2 separate regions of the Homo sapiens genome follow, and region 1 is linked to region 2. A link is a contact called in ENCODE Hi-C data. All regions are on one chromosome and are shown on one strand. Each heading gives the region's core, a stretch centred on a gene start or an enhancer-like site at or near the end of the contact. The rest is flanking DNA. Distances are from core to core; before and after follow the strand shown. Region 1 holds the start of ELFN1 (extracellular leucine rich repeat and fibronectin type III domain containing 1). Region 2 overlaps MAD1L1 (mitotic arrest deficient 1 like 1).

The links. Hi-C counts contacts between places; a loop is a spot of excess contacts on that map. Pooled maps may share reads with other maps.
Region 1: a loop to region 2 is called in a map with no recorded cell type, with 5 times the contacts of the local background. The contact joins the promoter of ELFN1 here to the enhancer-like site in region 2. A Hi-C loop is called at or near these places in 3 of 37 single-sample maps with no recorded cell type and 7 of 50 pooled maps.

What each region holds. Positions count from the first base shown.
Region 1 is chr7:1,667,009-1,672,631 of GRCh38, reverse strand. ELFN1 (extracellular leucine rich repeat and fibronectin type III domain containing 1) reads right to left here and starts at 2,355. Exons shown (of 4, transcript NM_001128636.4): 1 at 2,278-2,355. RefSeq lists enhancers at 803-1,509, 1,510-2,216, 2,217-2,923, 2,924-3,631.
Region 2 is chr7:2,033,178-2,039,317 of GRCh38, reverse strand. All of the region lies in intron 12 of MAD1L1 (mitotic arrest deficient 1 like 1), which reads left to right. Among named protein-coding and RNA genes, the nearest start is that of SNORA114, 53 kb to the left of the region's middle. RefSeq lists an enhancer at 5,863-6,140. Within about 2 kb of position 1,322, at least 13 of the 41 ENCODE cell types and tissues checked have a DNase peak (open chromatin) inside an H3K27ac peak, as active enhancers do.

The sequences.
Region 1 (5,623 bases), core at 1,106-3,605, 370 kb after region 2:
TGTGTTGGAAACAGATAGAGAAAGTCACCAACATGGGACCCAGGCAGCCACTCCGATTTTACCCCATTGATCTCAGGCACTGTGGTCATATTTTAGTCCCATTAATTTTTCTCTCCTGGAGAGCAGGTGAAGCCTACAAGTATACATTTAGGGTGAAAATATTCAAATGCCGGGGTCCGAGACAGGCAACTACTCCAGGCTCTGGCCCTGGGCGCTTGCTGGGACCCCGGACACCTGTTTCTTGGTGGGGACCGTGGTAGGGAGGTGGAGGAGCAGCAGCCTCTCCCTGGCCCAGGTGTGGGGAGCCTGCCTCCAAAGACACTTTGAAAAATCAGTGCTTTCCAGTGGCAGTCCTGGGGCATGGTGGGGAAGGGACGCCGCCCTCCCTCCCCTCCTCTGGTCCTGGGTGCAGGTGCCCACCACATCCCTGCACCCTTACCCCAGACTTACCAGGCCTCAGGAGTGTGGCTCTGGTTCAGGTGCCCACTGGCTTTTCTGGGAGTCGGGAGCTGCCTGCCGAGCCTGCTGTATCATCCTGAATTATACGCACACAGCAGTCCTGCTGCGGCCGAGGAGGAGGGGGCTGCACAGCTGGCTGTAGGACAGGGGGAGGGGCATGGCCCCCAATCTCTGACTTGGAGACCCCCAGGTCTTCTGCCCACTAGGGGTGGGGATCAGAACTCCCTGACCACCGTATGCCCAGGAAAATGAGGGACCCAAGTGCTGGGGTCCTGGCTGGGCTCCAAACCCCCTCAAATCCAGGTGAGGGGGTGACCCCCTCCCACACACGGCCCCCTGGAGTTTGTCCCCCTGCTTTGGTGGAGTGGGGCGCAAACCTGGGCTGGGACCTGTAAGCCAGTCTTCTCAATGCTTGTTCAATTAAAAGGTGGCAGGGGCAGGGACCCAGGGGGCAGGAGGCCAGGGGGCCAGCCAGGCAGAGAAGAGGAGCATGTTGATGCTTTTCAAGCAACCTATGCCCAACCCAATGGGGTTTCCCCCAAGGCTGGGTGCAAGCTGGACCTCTTTGGAGGCTGGGGGCCTCTCTAGGGGGCAGCCCCTGAGAGAGGCAATATGGGGAGATTTGCCATTTACATCTGCTCCTGGCTCCCGGTCCCTCCACAGCTTCTGTCCCCAGGCTCTCCGCACAGCCCTTAGCCCAATCGAGGGAATGAGCGGCAGAGGCAGCCAGCCCAAGCCAGGGTCCAAAGAGGCCCCACTCCGGGTGTGCAGGAAGGGAAAGTGCTGGCACGGAGGCTTTTTGAGGACGTGCACACCTGGCTCGGCCGGCCTCGACCCTTTCTGCTAAGCCTTCGTTTTTTTCAGAAGGCATGATCATCCTAGCCCCATTTCACAGGTGTGGAAACTGAGGCTCTGAGATTCACCTGCCCCAAGGTCACACAGCTGAGACCTGGAAAAGCCGGATTTTCATCTCAGAGGGTGTCGTTTTTATGGGGGGGGGGGCGGTGTGCGGTACGGCAGGCAGTGCCCCCCGCCCCACCCTCAGCATCAAGCAGGTGACCTGCAGGTTTCAAAGGATGGAAATGGGGGCGCTTGTCTTTAGAGGCAGGTTGGGGCACGGAGGCTTGGCAGCCTCCTCCCAGCCCCCAGAGGGACGAGGACGAGGATGGACTCCAGGTGGGGCGAGGGGTGGAAAGCACCCAGTAAGTTCAGTTCGGAGCGAAGCCCCCCACCCCACCCCCCCGCCAGTGGTTGGACTCAGGGGCTGGGACCGAGGAATGTGACCCCTCCCCGTGCGTGACTGGACGGTCCCCGCGCGGAGCGAGGAGGCTCGCAGCGTCGGGGGGAGGGCGGCCCAGCAGGGAGGGCGATGCGAGCCTGGGGAGGGGTCAGCGACTCGGCCAGGAGGTGAGGACAGCCCCCTAATTTCCGGGAAGGGAAGGGCAGGGGGCCGCGTCTGGGGGGCGCCGGGCAGGGTGCGGACGGCGAAGGGGGACGGAAGGGAGAGAGGCGCTGGGGAAGGGACCTCTCGGAGGCACGGGGCAGCGTGCGGGCTGCGGCAGCGACCCCGACCCGGGCCCCCGGGCTTTGTCGGGCTGAGCCTGCGCCCGCTCCGCCGCCGCCAAGTTCCTCCAACTTTGCCCGCTGCGCTCGGATCGCGCGCCAGGCCTGGGGGCGCAGCAGGGGCTGGGGGCGCACGCTGCGCACTCGGGGACGCCCGGGGTTCGAGGTGGCGGGGGGCTTGGCCGCGCCGCTCCCCGGGGGTGGTCCGGGTCCCAAGTCCCCCAGGTTCAGCGCCCGGCCGCGCTCGCCGCTTACCTGCCCGCCCGGCCTCGGTTCCGGGGCTGCGCCCGCAGCCGCCGCCGTCCTTCAAGCTCTAACTTCGCTCCCGGGATTGAAATTCCTCCCCAGCTTCGCCCATCGATCTGCGCGCGCGGCCCCGCCCCTCGCCGCGCGGCCGGGGGGGAATTCAAGCTCGCCCTGCCCCCTCCCGCCCCCCTTCCCTCCCTCCCTCCCTCCTTCTCTCCCTCCCTCGCTCCCTCGCCCGCCTGCGCGCTCCCTTCCACCCCCTCTTCCTCCGCCGCGAGTCCGGCTCGGAGCCTCTGGCCCTCCCCTTCTCTCCCTGGCCTCCCGAGCCCCCTGCTCTCCTCGGCTCCCCGCGGCAACCCGCTCCTTCCCTCTCCCGGCGACGCGCAGGGGCTGGGGAAGGAGGGGAGGTCCTAGAAAGCGCAGGGGGCGTCCTCGCGGTCCGTCCCCGGCCCTCCCCGCCCACATCTAAAAGGTGGAGGGGGTGGGTGGGTGGGTGGGGGGAGTGGGGGCGACAGCTGTTGGCTGAACAAGCTACCCGCGACTCCCACCACCTCAAGCAAAGCCAAGGCGTTCTCAGGTCCTCCCGTCGGTCCGCCCCTTATCCGGGAGGGCAGGGACCTAGGGGCGGAGAACGCAGGGCGCAGGCCGGGCCTCCTCTGCCCAGCCCTGGCCCCGCTTCCTTCCTTCATTCACCCCAACCTCTGTGAGGACTTCAGGGGGTTCTGGAGCACTCTTCGGCTCAGTTTCACCCTGACAACCTGCCTGTGCGGAAGCCCCCGTCCGCATGTTACAGGAAGGGAAACTGAGTCAAGAGAGGCCCAGAATCTGGCCCTACACAGCGCGTCGAAGGCAGAGCCCCAGGGGCAGCCTGGACCCCCGGCAGGAGCCTCGGGACTCCACGCTCGGGCCGGGCAGGCCCCGGCGGTGCCTGGACAAGCCCGCGTTCGCAGAACGGCCGGCGCCTGGGGACCCTCTCCAGTCCCCGCGCAGCCCGCGCGTCCCCGCCGGCGCCCCCTCCCCGCTTCCTGTCCCCCGCCCGCCTCTGGTTCCCGGCCTCAGTACCCCCGGCACGCTCTCCGCTCGCCGCCAGCAGCTGGGCAATTCAACGAGCATACAAAAGAGTTGACTCAATTCAAAGGCAGCAAATCAAGATAAATCCTATAGTGTGTGGGGACCGGAGAGGGAATGTGAATGAACGCCCACGACGCCGTTCAGTCCTGTATGGACCGGCCTAGCCCGGCTGCAGGGCCTGACACGCCCGGGTCCTAGGGTTCTCCAGGAGCCAGAATCGGAGAGTGGGCTCTGAGCTGCCTTGGCTCCCAGGCCCCCAGCACTGGCCCGAATTTAGTAATTTAGAGCTTGTGGCCTCCTTCGGCTGGCTGGGTGGGGCTCCCGTGATAGGGGTGCAGAGCCTTGAAGGGGAGTGCTAGGACGAAAGCCAGTGCGCCCCCACGATTTCATGCAAATACTGGGGGGCAGGGGCCCTGGAAACCCAGCACAGCCCCAGGGGCCGGCAGGAAGGGCACCGGTGGTTTGGAACACCTAAGCTGTGGCCTTTCTCCCTCTGCCCCGACCTGGACCACGGTCAGAGCCAGGCCGCAGGCCAAGAGCAGGTCCTTGTTTACCCACCAGATAGATACTGCAAGCCTGGGATGTGCCAGGCCTGGGCCTGTGGAACGAGGCCGGCGGTGAGCGGGGCACCCTCTCCTCCCTGCCTGTCTGTGAGGTCTCCCCAGCTGCAGCTCCACTAGGGAGAAGCTGGTCGGCCCCCAGAGCTTCCTTGGTCACGCTTGGAAGGTCCCAGTAAGCTACCCTCCAGCTTCTGGCCTGGCCAGCCTTGTGCAGAAGATGACCACCGGGCTCCGGGCCCCAGCCTATCCACTCCGCCTGCCAAACATAAACCCCAAGAGAGGTACTGGATCCCCATTTCCAGCAGGTTCCCCCAGGCCTGTGCTGGCCAAGTGCAGCCGAAGCTCTGGAATGAGCCTCCTTTGCCTTCGCAGGTGTCCCCCGTGTGCCCTGCGCTGTGCTGGGCGCCTGCCCGGAGGAGCCGCGCCAGGACGTCCTGCTACTTCCCAGGAGCAGGCATGATGAGTCCATTTCCTCGGGGTGCAAACTGAGGCCGAGGGCCTCTTCAGAGCGCCCTTGACCGGTACTGCCTGACCCCAGAGGTCAGTTCTGCGGTCACTCGGGGTCTGAGATCCACGGAGAACCTCAGAGGTCAACTTGAGGGGCGGGTAGGGGTACGCGCGCGGGGCCGTGGGAGGCGAGATCCCGCAACCTGAGGAGCCAGGACCCCAGCAGAGAGCGAAACCTGGAGCTGGGGGAGGGGACGGCAGAGGACTGGAGGCCGGGCTGCACGGCAGGGGTCGAGTCCTCGCGGCCGCCCCCCCCCCCCACCCCGAGCGGAGGCTGCGCCGTCCGGCTGCGACCGAGTCCCCGGAGTCCCGGCCGGGTCGCCCCTCCCCCGTGGCCGCGCCGATTGGCGGCCTGCTGTTACCCGGACGCCGGCGCCGCCGCCGCGAGGACATCTGTCCGGGGCCCAACGCCGCGCTCCACGCCCCCTGCCCCTCCCCCAGACCCAGAACCGGGGAGAGGACGCGGCGGTGAAGCTGGGAGGTTGGAACCTGGAGGGCGGCGGAGTCCCGGAGTTAACGGGGCGGGGGGCGGGGCCGGCGCTGGCCCTGGGGACAAAGATCCCCACGCTGCCTGAGGGCTGGGCTCTGCAGACACCGAGGCAGGAAGAAGGACTCCGTATTCCCCGTCCCCCAGATCCTCAAATCCACTCAGGCTCAGACCTGAGTGTCCAGGTGGGGTGGGGGAGACCGAACCCTCCTGGGCCCTCGAGGCGCGCGAAGGCGACGCTGAAGGGGGGACGCCGGGACGCTGCTTCCTCCCTGCACACGCCGCCCGAGCTGCATCCCTAAACGCTCCAGGAGCTTCGCGGGTCCCCCCTGCCCTCCACAACCCCCGAAGCTGCCCCCAGCGACCTCTCCCCGCCCTCAGATGGGGCCGCAGGGGCGGGCGAATGTGTTGCGCTCGCCGTGGGTTGGGAGGAAGGGCGCGGATTGTAGGAAGTCCCTGCTCCTCCCTGGGCAGCCTGGCCCCGGGGACTCGCGCTCAGCCCGCGGCGGAGGACTCGGTCGGGAATGGTGCTGAGATTGCGCGGGTACGGCCCAGGGCCGTGACCGGGTGGCCACCGTGCAGTTTGGGAAGAGAAAAAGTTCGGGGGGGGGCCGACACCCCGAGATCGAAGAGGGAAAATGGGAGGAAAGCAGGCGGCAGGGAGGGAAGAGCGGCGGAAGAGGGACCAGGAGAGCTGGGGGTCCGCTCTGGGCCCCGGGGTCCCGCCCCA
Region 2 (6,140 bases), core at 73-2,572:
GCAGCTTTTGCATAATGGCCAAAAACTGGAAAGAATTCTGATGTCCTTCGGTGGTGATGGTTAAACAACGGTAGTGCCTCCGTCACACAGAGTAATACTCAGGACTAAGAAGGAATTCACTGTGGATAAACATACTTGAATAGATCTCCAGGGAGTTTAGCGGAGCGAAGAGCCCAGTCCCTGAAGGTCGTGTGCTGCATGATCCCATTTGCATGACGTTATTAAAAGGCTGAAGTGATAGACAGCCTGTGGATGGCTGCCGTGAGTTACGGAGACGCACAGGAGGAATCGTGGCTGTGAACGGACAACCCGAGGGGTTTTTGTGGTGATGAAATGTGCTGTATCTTGACTGTATCATTGTCGGCATACGGGTTGTGATACTGTGCTGTAGTTGTGCCAGATGTTGCTATTGGGAGGAACTGGATGAATGCTACTTGTGATCTCTGTATTATTTTTTATAGCTCCAAGTGAATCTGTAATTGGATCAAAATAAAAAGCTTAGATCAGGCACAGTAGCTGATGCATGGAATCCCAGCACTTTGAGAGGTCGAGGTGGGCGGATCACTTGAGGTCAGCAGGAGTTCGAGACCATCCTGGCCAGCATGGTGAAACCCTGTCTCTACTAAAAATACAAAAAATTAGTGAGGCGTGGTGGCACACACTTGTAATCCCGGCTACTTGGGAGGCTGAGGCAGGAGAATTGCTTGAACCCAGAAGGCGGAGGTTGCAGTGAGCCAAGATTGTGCCACCGTGCTCCAGCCTGGGTGACAGAATGAGTGAGACTGTGTCTCAAAAAAAAAAAAAAAAAAAAAAAAAAAAGTCATCAGCTTCATTATCTCCTAACAGCATCAGCTTGTCCTCTGAAACTTTGAAGGCAGGGATCGACTTCTCCTCTGTAACTGTAAAAGCCCTAGACGGCATCTTCCAGCAGAAGGCTGTTTTATGTGCACTGCAAATCTGGTGTTTAGTGTGGCCACCTTCATTGGTGCTCTTAGCTGGATCTTCTGGAGAACTTGCTGCAGCTTCTCCGTCAGCACTTGCGGCTTCACCTTGTACTTTTATGTGATGGGGACTGCCTCTTAATGTAAACCTCATGAACCCACCTCTGCTAGCTTCAGACTTGAATTCTGCAGCTTTCCCACCTCTCTCAGCCTCGTGGAACTTGCTCTGACTTAAGGGAATGTTGGGGCTGGTTTGATCTATCCAGACCACTCAGACTTCTCCGTATCAGCAATAAGACAGTTTCACTTTCTTATCGTTGGTGTGTTCAGTGGAGCAGCACTTTTAATTTCCTCCAAGAACTTTCCCTTTGCATTCACAACTTGGCGAGCTGTTTGGCACGAGAGGCCTGGCTTTCGGCTTATCTTTGCTTTTGGCACGCCTTCCTCACTAAGCTTAATCCTTTCTAGCTTTTGGTTTAAAGGAGAGACATGCGACTCTTCCTTTCTCTTGAATGCTTAGAGGCTGTTGTAGGGTTATTAATTGGCCTGATTTTAATACTGTTGTGTCGCCCAGGGAATAGAGAGGCCCAAGGAGAGGGAGGGAGGGAGATGGCTGGTCAGTGAAGCAGCCAGACACAAGCAGCGTTGGTCGGTGAAGCTTTTGCCGTCTGAGGAGCATAGTGTGTGGCGTCCCAGAATCAATGACAGCAGTAAGATCGGAGACCGCCGATCACAGACCACAACAGACATAACAGTGATGCAATGTCGGAAGTACAGTCAGGACGTGGCGCCCCAGAATCAATGACAGTAGTAAGATCAGAGACCACCCATTACAGACCACAACAGATATAATAGTGATACAATGTCTGAAACGCCATGAGGATTACCAGATGTGACAGAGCCGTGTAGGGAGCACATGCTGTTGGGAACATGGTGCCTCGCCGAAGGCAGGACGGCCACAAGCCTTCCATTTGTAAGAAGCACAGTATCTGTGTAGTCCAGGAGAGCAAGGCGTGCCTGGGTCCATGCTGGCTCCTTATTGTGGCCAGCACACTGTGCTCGTGTAAGATGTTAACAGTGGGGCACCTGGGTGTGGAATATGTGAAAAGTCTCTACCATCTTCTCCATTCTTCTAAATCTAAACCCGTTCTAAAAAAAAAAAAAAAAAAGAAGAGTCTATTAAGAAGACAAAGAAGGAGCCGAAATTTCCACGTGGCAGAAGGCACTGGAACCGGTGAGATCTGATGTGTACCTGGGCCTGATCCACGTTTGCTGCATGGCTGGACACCTTCGTGGGCGCGTGGAAGCTCATGCTGTGGGGGGAGCTGTGGGAGGAGCATGCGGCAGGTGGAGGTCTTCTGCGCGTGGGTGGGCACGCGGAAGCTCGTGCTGTGGGGGGAGCTGTGGGAGGAGTGCTGGAGGAGCCCTGGGAGGAGTGTTCAGGAGGCGGAGCGTGCCTCGTGCGCGTTGGTGGGTATGAGTGGCGTTGGTGGGATCTAGCTGACCACCTCCCACCTGGTTGGTCTGCATCTGTAGACAGCTTAGTTCTTAGGATTCTAGGTACCCAGTGTCATTTCCGACACCTGCTTGGGCTCCCTGTACTGCCAGGGCTGTTGAGTCTTTACAGCACCTCTGATCAGGAGCCCTGGCCTTGGGGAGGTGGGACAGGCACACGTCTGGGTTGCTGGGTTGCCTTTAGGGGTAAGCTCTTCCTTTTGTCTTCTGTTCAAAAGAGGGCCCACAGTGGATTCAGGCCTCTGATTTACCACTGCCTGGAGCTTGGGGAATGCTCTCCAGTGACAACCTGGGCTTCCGTGGGATTTAATTTTGATATATTGGCCTTTGTGTGTAGGAAGAGTCCAAACTCACGACCGGATGGATTGTCCTCCTCAGACTAGACACTTCATCCAGAGAGGACTCTGAGCCAACCCTAAGGGATTCAGGCTGGAGCTCTGGTTCCCCGCACGGAGGTGGCGCAGGAATGCATCGTCCTCCCCTGTCCTGACTTGTCAGCGCTCCTGCGCTCATGCCTGGGAGCCTGGACCCCAGCTCTGTCCCGACTTGTCAGTGCTCCCGCGCTCATGCCTGGGAGCCTGGACCCCAGCTCTGTCCCGACTTGTCAGTGCTCCCGCGCTCATGCCTGGGAGCCTGGACCCCAGCTCTGTCCCGACTTGTCAGTGCTCCCGCGCTCATGCCTGGGAGCCTGGACCCCAGCTCTGTCCCCACTTGTCAGTGCTCCCGCGCTCATGCCTGGGAGCCTGGACCCCAGCTCTGTCCCAACTTGTCAGTGCTCCCGCGCTCATGCCTGGGAGCCTGGACCCCAGCTCTGTCCCGACTTGTCAGTGCTCCCGCGCTCATGCCTGGGAGCCTGGACCCCAGCTCTGTCCCGACTTGTCAGTGCTCCCGCGCTCATGCCTGGGAGCCTGGACCCCAGCTCTGTCCCGACTTGTCAGTGCTCCCGCGCTCATGCCTGGGAGCCTGGACCCCAGCTCTGTCCCGACTTGTCAGTGCTCCCGCGCTCATGCCTGGGAGCCTGGACCCCAGCTCTGTCCCGACTTGTCAGTGCTCCCGCGCTCATGCCTGGGAGCCTGGACCCCAGCTCTGTCCCGACTTGTCAGTGCTCCCGCGCTCATGCCTGGGAGCCTGGACCCCAGCTCTGTCCCGACTTGTCAGTGCTCCCGCGCTCATGCCTGGGAGCCTGGACCCCAGCTCTGTCCCCACTTGTCAGTGCTCCCGCGCTCATGCCTGGGAGCCTGGACCCCAGCTCTGTCCCGACTTGTCAGTGCTCCCGCGCTCATGCCTGGGAGCCTGGACCCCAGCTCTGTCCCGACTTGTCAGTGCTCCCGCGCTCATGCCTGGGAGCCTGGACCCCAGCTCTGTCCCGACTTGTCAGTGCTCCCGCGCTCATGCCTGGGAGCCTGGACCCCAGCTCTGTCCCGACTTGTCAGTGCTCCCGCGCTCATGCCTGGGAGCCTGGACCCCAGCTCTGTCCCGACTTGTCAGTGCTCCCGCGCTCATGCCTGGGAGCCTGGACCCCAGCTCTGTCCCGACTTGTCAGTGCTCCTGCGCTCATGCCTGGGAGCCTGGACCCCAGCTCTGTCCCGACTTGTCAGCGCTCCCGCGCTCATGCCTGGGAGCCTGGACTCCGGTTTACATTTCTCAGCGTGTCCTTGGGCTGTGTGTGGTCTGCGTGTCCCTGGGGTTGTCTGTGGGGTCATGTGGCCCCTCTGGGCTGCCTGGTTTCCTTTTCTCCCACATCGTGTCTGGCATTTCTTTATTCAGAAATGAGGCATCTGTTGTTGGCTTCCCTGTGGAGTTTGTGTCCCTCCCTGAGCTCCCGCCTCTGTGGGGCCAGCCCCAGTGTGGACTTGTGGCCCCCTGTGCTGCTGGGCCTCAGGTTTGGGTCTGCGGAGTACATGGGTGTGAGTGCTCTGACCACTGGACTCTTAAAACATGCAGCCCTCTTTGACTGTGACACTGGACATGTGCAAAGCTTGGGGACTGATCAAAAAGTATAAAGAGGCCATTGAAAAAGACCTTGACTCCTGCACCCAGAGGTAGCACCAAGAACATGGCATGCATTTCATCTCCACGTCTCCCTTCTCTCCTTTCCTCCCCTGTTCATTCATTCAGCCAATCTATCAGCCAACCAGTAAGCACTCACGGACACCCACGTGCGCAGGTGCCATGGAGGCAGCCGAGTGTGGGGACTGCTGTGGCAGAGCTGGCAGCCTTGTGTGCTTCCTGCACTTGTGACATTTTATTGCAGCCAGTGCCTGTGCCATTAAGCATTCCTTGAAAATAAAATCTTTTTTGGCTGTACGATGTTTCTTCGTGTAGACATACCAAAAGTAAACTCTTGGCCGGCTGCGGTGGCTCATGCCTGTAATCCTAGCACTTTGGGAGGCTGAGACGGGTGGATTGCCTGAGCTCAGGAGTTCGGACCAGCCTGGGCAACACGGTGAAACCCCGTCTCTACTAAAATACAAAAAATTAGCTGGGCGTGGTGGTGTGTGCCTGTAGTCCCACCTACTCAGGAGGCTGAGGCAGGAGAATCGCTTGAACCCGGGAGACAAAGGTTGCTGTGAGCCTAGATCACACCATTGCACTCCAGCCTGGGCGACAGCGAGACTCCGTCTCCAAAAAAAAAAAAAAGGAGACTCTTTATTGGAAATTTAGCTTTGTTTTTAATTTTTTCATGATTATTGCTAATGTGTGCAACATCCTTGGACTCAGTGCTTTCCCCATATCTGATTCATTTGTTATTTATTTATTTGTTTAGACACAGGGTCTTGCTCTGTCGCCCAGGCTGCAATGTGGTGGCGCCATCTTGGCTCACTGCAGTCTTGAACTCCAGGGCTCAATATATCCTCCTGCCTGAGCCTCCCCAGTAGCTGGGACTATAGGTGCATGCCGCCCCGCCTGGCTAATTAAAAAAAAATTTTTTTTGTAGAGATGGGGTCTCACTATGTTGCCCAGGCTGGTCTCAGGTGATTCTCCTGCCTCGGCCTCTCACAGTGCTGGGATTGCAGGTGTGAGCCACCGCAGTCTGATTACTTTTTAGGCAATTGTTACTGAGTGGAAGGGTGTGAACACCTTCAGGACCCTTGGCCAGTTTTGCTGACTCGTTTTCCAGAAGCGCCCGTGACTGCTGTCCCAGCAGGTGTAGCGTGCAGCCCTCATGGCCTCACTCGTGCTGAGTGTTAGCATTTTACTTCTTGCCACTCCAGGTGAGGAACGGGTCTTAATGAATTTTGTGTTTGTCAGTTACGTTTCTTCTGTTGATTGTTGATTTTTCCCAGTTTTCTATTACCGTGTTAGTGATTTTCCTATTGATTTGTAAAAGGTTTTCATGTATTTGTGGCACGTTTTCCCCAGTTTGTCTTTTACCTTTTGTGTTTTTAAGTGGCGTTTTGGGACCCACGGAGGTGTTGGTGTGGCGAAGCGTGCTGGTCTTTCTCTGTCATTCCTTCCACTGCTTCGGGGCCCACAGCCTTTCAGGGCCTTGCTCCATGGAGTATCCATCTTGTTTCCTTTAGTTCTAGTGCAGTGAAGCAGGCGAGGGCAGGGGTGACCGGGTCATCTGGGCTGGTTCAAACTGGGGCTCCGCACCCAGGTGTTCTGTGCCCCCGGGGTGCGTTACTCACACCTGCAGCACCCGGGCTGTCTCTGTGAGAATGGGATGATCGAAGGGCCCAC